Linked DNA regions of Homo sapiens: region 2 is linked to region 1. Evidence: read pairs that join two places in POLR2A ChIA-PET (ENCODE). Cell type or tissue: HepG2. All regions are shown on one strand. Each heading gives the region's core, and the rest is flanking DNA. Links, peaks and the distances in the headings are about the cores only. Region 1 overlaps NR6A1 (nuclear receptor subfamily 6 group A member 1). Region 2 overlaps NR6A1 (nuclear receptor subfamily 6 group A member 1).

What was found. ChIA-PET counts read pairs that join two places held together with the same protein. Peaks named below come from ENCODE experiments on the same cell type or tissue, not always from the same donor. Only the 100,000 strongest peaks of a DNase experiment are listed, where the experiment ranks them.
Region 2: POLR2A ChIA-PET joins it to region 1 with 11 read pairs; 3 of 35 experiments call an interaction of 5 or more read pairs at or near these places.

The regions. Positions count from the first base shown.
Region 1 is chr9:124,732,612-124,735,530 of GRCh38, forward strand. It overlaps NR6A1 (nuclear receptor subfamily 6 group A member 1), which reads right to left. Exons shown (of 10, transcript NM_033334.4): 2 at 697-738. Among named protein-coding and RNA genes, the nearest start is that of NR6A1, 37 kb to the right of the region's middle. RefSeq lists an enhancer at 2,107-2,638. In HepG2, for the core only: no CTCF peak of the experiment used is centred there; DNase peaks (open chromatin) are centred at 1,590 and 2,630; H3K4me3 peaks cover 1,065 bases.
Region 2 is chr9:124,566,143-124,569,061 of GRCh38, forward strand. All of the region lies in intron 2 of NR6A1 (nuclear receptor subfamily 6 group A member 1), which reads right to left. Among named protein-coding and RNA genes, the nearest start is that of NR5A1, 60 kb to the left of the region's middle. In HepG2, for the core only: no CTCF peak of the experiment used is centred there; a DNase peak (open chromatin) is centred at 1,459.

The DNA of each region.
Region 1 (2,919 bases), core at 216-2,715:
TTTTAAAGAAATTATTTCAAAACTATCAATACTTTAGAAGTGTTTGTGAGTATACAGTTGTCCATGTGCATAAATGCAAGTACGAATTTTTTTTTTTTTTTTGAGGTGGAGTTTTGCTCTTGTCACCCAGGCTGGAGTGCAATGGCATGTTCTTGGCTCACTGCAACCTCTACTTCCCGGGTTCAAGCGATTCTTCAGCCTCAGCCTCCCGAGTAGCTGGGACTACAGGCACCCGCCACCACGCCCGGCTGATTTTTGTATTTTTGGTAGAGACAGGGTTTCACTATGTTGGCCAAGCTGGTCTTGAACTTCTGACTTCAGGTGATCCACCCGCCTCAGCCTCCCAAAGTGCTGGGATTACAGGCGTCAGCCACCACGCCTGGCTTCAAAGTACAATTTTTATTTTTGTTGGTTTCATGGAAGGATGGAGAACAAAGCAAGGAGACTGGTGTTAAACAGAAATTTTCAGCAAACCAACTTTCTATTAAACAGATAGATCCTGGCCACTGAATAATATCAGAAGAAAGCATAACTAGAAAAGACAGAGTGCCCTTCCTATAATTACAAATTAAAGTGAAATAAAATCTGAGAGTCAATAAAGTAAGGCTTATCAATGACACCTTAAGTTATTCACTTAAAAGTGTACACACACATCCTTTTCTTACCAAAGAATATTGGGTAACATTGAGAACTTACTAGTGCCTGGGTCAAGCTCTGCCAATTCATCCTGACAGAAACCTAAAGAGAAAACAATAGGAAAAAAAATTACAATTTGTGAATTACTTCAAGCTGACTCCAAATATGAAGTATCATACAGTTGGGGGGAAATCTATACTCAGAAGTCAATTTGGGTTTCAATCCTAGCTCTAACATTTAGCTACTACATATCCCTCTGAGCCTCCATTTCATCCCTTCAATATAAAAACAGATAATAGCATTTACCACAGAATTGTAATGAGGATTAAACAAGTTACCAAAATAAAATGCTTACCATAGGCCTTGCCACACAGTAGGAGCTCAATATACAACAGCACAAGTAATTATGAGTTATCATGGCAATGTCCGTTGGAATAAAAATTCACAGGAAAATTACAATTCATTTAATACCTGTCATATTCTATTTAACACTGCTAATTCTTTTCCAAAAGAAAGCAAAGTATGTAAAATATTAACAACAATATCAGACAGTGTAATATCATGTAAATTTTTCACAAATGCTGAAGAATTTTACCTACACAAACAAATGAAAGCAATTTTTCCATTAATAAGTATGCTATTCAGGTTGGAATAAATACCTCTCAGAGCACACTTCACATTTCATATGCTCAGACCCAAAAAGTATGAGCTATATTTGTCTGGCTGGTATATAACTAACACACTGGAGAGATAAATCAAGCACAAGGAATGGCAAACATAGTACGTCCTCTATACATCGTTGATGAAAGGTTTTGTTTTTCCTGAAATGGCTGCATACTTTCTTCTGTTTGCTTTCTACTCTTCCTCAGTTTAAATATTTCCTCAGAAAAGTTTTCTCTTGCCTCTTTCACCCTTGTCTCACACACAAGGTCAAATTCCTGTTTATAATTATCTCTAACACCTGTGCTTGCTTCTAGCACTCATCAACAAGGAACTACTTGTTCAGCGTCTGACCACAATGAGACTGTTCCATGAGGGCGGGGATCCGACCTGCCTTGTTTTACAGCTTTAACCCCATTACCTCTCACAAGCCTAGCACGGAGTAGCTGTTCAGTAAACAACTGTAGTATTTCACCAGTAAATTCAGAAATATCGGATCTTGGTGCCGGGTGCAGTGGCTCATGCCTGTAATCCCAGCACTCTGGGAGGCCAAAACGAGCTGATCACTTGAGGCCAGGAATTCAAGACCAGCCTGGCCAACAGGGTGAAACCCTGTCTCTATTAAAAATACAAAAATTAGCCAGGCATGATGGTGCTTGGCTGCAATCCCAGCTAATCGGGAGGCTGAGGCAGGAGAATCTTTCGAGTCTGGGAGGTGGAGGTTGCAGTGAGCCGAGATTGAACCATTGCACTCCAGCCTGGGCAACAGAGCGAGACGCTGTCTCAAAAAATAAAACAAAAAAAAGAAGCAAAATTAGGACTAGAGGGGTATGAAAGTAACTTCTGTCAAAACTGGGTGACCAAAAGCCAGACCAACAACTAGCCGTCATATGGGAGAAATGAGATTCATGCAGCAGGCCAACTGCTTAAACACTACGACTTTGTTTTTGTTTGATACGGAGTTTTGCTCTATCGCCCAGGCTAGAGTGCAGTGATGCAATCTCAGCTCACTGCAACCTCCGCGCCTCCTGGTTTCAAGCGATTCTCCTGCCTCAGTCTCCTGAGCAGCTGGGATTACAGGCACCTGCCACCATGCCCAGCTAATTTTTGTATTTCTAGTAGAGACAGGTTTCATCCTGTTGGCCAGGCTGGTCTCAAACTCCTGACCTCAAGTGATCTGACCACCTTCGCCTCCCAAAGTGCTGGGATTACAGAAAGCCCAGCTTAAACATCACAACTTTTAAAGTCCTTTGCAATTCTGGGCTGTTCTGACCACACCAAACATGCCACATTCTTTCTTGCCTTTCTGTGAGTCCTCCTCCTCCTCCATTTGGTAAAAATGACTCATCCTTTAAGATTCAGTTCCAATATCACAACAATGAAATATGGAAAACAAAAGAGGCCTCACCAGCATTCACCAAACAATAAAGGAATAGTTTAAATACCTGCTTCTTCCACTAGACAGTGAAATCTTCAAGGCTAGGGACTGACTGTGCCTTATCCATCTGCAGAGCTGCTTCTGGCCAGAACAGTTGTGGACACATTATGGAAGGTGCTGAAATGCAGGATCAACTAAACAGAACACACAACCCTGCCTCTAGATCAGTCTAGGGAAGAAAGTCA
Region 2 (2,919 bases), core at 112-2,611, 170 kb before region 1:
CAGATGACTTGTACAAACAATGGGCGAAAGAAGTGCGAAAGCAAAGAATAAATACTATAGGATTCCATTTGTATTAAGCTTAAAACAGGCAAAGAAGGGAAAGAGACATACAGTGTTAAGAGTACGGTGGTAGGGAGAAGCTTCTGGATCCTGGCAGTGTTCTGTATCTTGACGTGGGCGGTTGCTTTACAGTAAGTCATTAAGCTGTACATTTGTATTTTATCTATTTATCTTTAAGTATTAATATTTCATAATTAAAAAGCTGAAAATAAAACACAGCAGAGCACTCCAAGAAAGGGAAATGATATCAGCAACGGCAAAAGGAAGGAAAACAAACGCAAGGTGTGTTTGAGAGAATTGCATAGAATATTGATGTTGCATAGAGACATCTTACGGAGGAATGGTGGGAGATACATCTTGAAAACTGATTTGGAATAGACTGCAATCGATATTATCCTGCTGAGAGAAAGCTACTGAAATGTTTGAACAGGAGCCTAGAAAGGGCTTGCTGACCGACTGGACCACAGAGGAGAGATGAAGAGAGGAGGGGATAGGAAAGTGGCAGAGAGGAACTCAAGGTTCTAAACCACGTGGCTGTGAGAAATGAGGCAACACTAACAGAAAATTGGAAAACAAAAGCTGAGTGCGGGGCAAAAGTAATGGCTTTAGTTTAAAGAGAGGACAGGCCGGGCGCGGTGGCTCACGCCTGTAATCCCAGCACTTTGGGAGGCCAAGGCGGGCGGATCACGAGGTCAGGAGATAGAGACCATCCCGGCTAAAACGGTGAAACCCCGTCTCTACTAAAAATACAAAAAATTAGCCGGGCGTAGTGGCGGGCGCCTGTAGTCCCAGCTACTTGGGAGGCTGAGGCAGGAGAATGGCGTGAACCCGGGAGGCGGAGCTTGCAGTGAGCCGAGATCCCGCCACTGCACTCCAGCCTGGGCGACAGAGCGAGACTCCGTCTCAAAAAAAAAAAAATAAATAAAAATAAAGAGAGGACAACGGGCGAGTCAAGTGGGAATATTCTAAAGGCAACTACTTAGGGGACAATGGTCAGGGCTAAAATGAAGAATCTGGGAGTCCTCAACACACAGAAGAGTTGAAGCTATGGGAACAGATCAGAACTCCAAGGGGTGGGGGTTAGGGGGTCAGAGAATGTGGAGAAGCAGCAGCAGGATAAAACAGAGAGGGGAAGCTGAGACCTTAGGGAAGTAAAGTGAGATGACATGGTCAAAGAAGAAAAGGGTAGAATATAAATCCATGATTATCAGAAAGATAAGGGACAAAAGGATTCCACAACGAAGACTGCATTGTCAAATGCAACATCAAAACATATGAGGGCCAGGTGCGGTAGCTCACATCTGCAATCCCAGTACTTAGGGGAGGCAGGAGCAGGAGGATAGCTTGAGCCCGGGAGTCGGAGACCAGCCTGGGCAAGACAATGAGACCCTGTTCTCCACAAAAAGGAAAAACAAACAAACAAAAAAGTGTGCAGAATAAAAAAGGCTCAAAGGTCACTATTGAGAACCACTTTGGTGAACTAGTTAGGACAAAAACCATACTGACTTAAAAGTGAGTGGTAAAGAAATAAAATAATTAGCTATACATCATGATCCATTGGGAGTGATAGAGAAAATACATTTTGTAGGAGGCAGCAAAGATTCAAGCAGATGCTTTTTAAAAATTTGCTTTTTTTTTTTTTTTTTTTTTTTAACTAGTACAGAGTCATACGCATTTAAAAAAGAGAAACAGGCTGGGCACGGTGGCTCATGCCTGTAATCCCAGAACTTTGGGAGGCCAGGGCGGGTGGATCACGAGGTCAAGAGATTGAGACCATCCTGGCTAACATGGTGAAACCCCATCTCTACTAAAAATACAAAAATTAGCCAGGCATGGTGGTGTGTGCCTGTAGTCCCAGCTACTCTGGAGGCTGAGGCAGGAGAATCCCTTGAACTTGGAAGGTGGAGGTTGCAGTGAGCTGAGATGGCGCCACTGCACTCTAGCCTGGCAGAGCAATACTTCATCTCAAAAAAAAAAAAAAAAAAAAAAAAAAGAAACAGAGGCTGGGCGTGGTGGCTCATGCCTGTAATCCCAGCACTTTGGGAGGCTGAGGCGGGCAGATCACCTGAGGTCAGGAGTTCGAGACCAGCCTGGCCAATATGGTGAAACCCCGTCTCTACTAAAAATACAAAAAATGAGCCGGGTGTGTGACAGGCACCTGTAATCCCAGGTAGTTGGGAGGCTGAGGCAGAATTGCTTGAACCCAGGAGGCGGAGGTTGCAGTGAACCGAGATTGTGCCACTGCACTCCAGCCTGGGTGACACAGCAAGACTCTGTCTCAAAAAAAAAAAACAAAAGAAACATAGAAACAGTCTTTTAAGAGGAGAATGAAATGTAATCATGTAATCAACCCATGCTTTCCAAATAAAAACTTGCATGAAAAGTAAGACAAGTTAAACATTTGTGTATCTTTTTCTGTATTTTATTTTTATTAAGAAAAAAATTAAGTGACTTGCCCAGGGTTAGAAAAGCAAAGTGATTCACCCAAGGACACAGCAAATCAGTGATGGAACTGAGTTTTAACCTTATTACTCTTCAAAAGATAGACTTCCCATTACATAAACTACCTCCTGTGAAGGTGGGGGAAGAGAAGGATGGTTGGTATGGCAGGTATCAAGACTGAGCCTCAGGCCGGGCACAGTGGCTCACGCCTGTAATCCCAGCACTTTGGGAGGCCGAGGCGGGCGGGTCACGAGGTCAGGAGATCGAGACCATCCTGGCTAACACGGTGAAACACCGTCTCTACTGAAAATACAAAAAATTAGCCAGGCATGGTGGCGGGCGCCTGTAGTCCCAGCTACTCAGGAGGCTGAGGCAGGAGAATGGCATGAACCCGGGAGGCGGAGCTTGCAGTGAGCC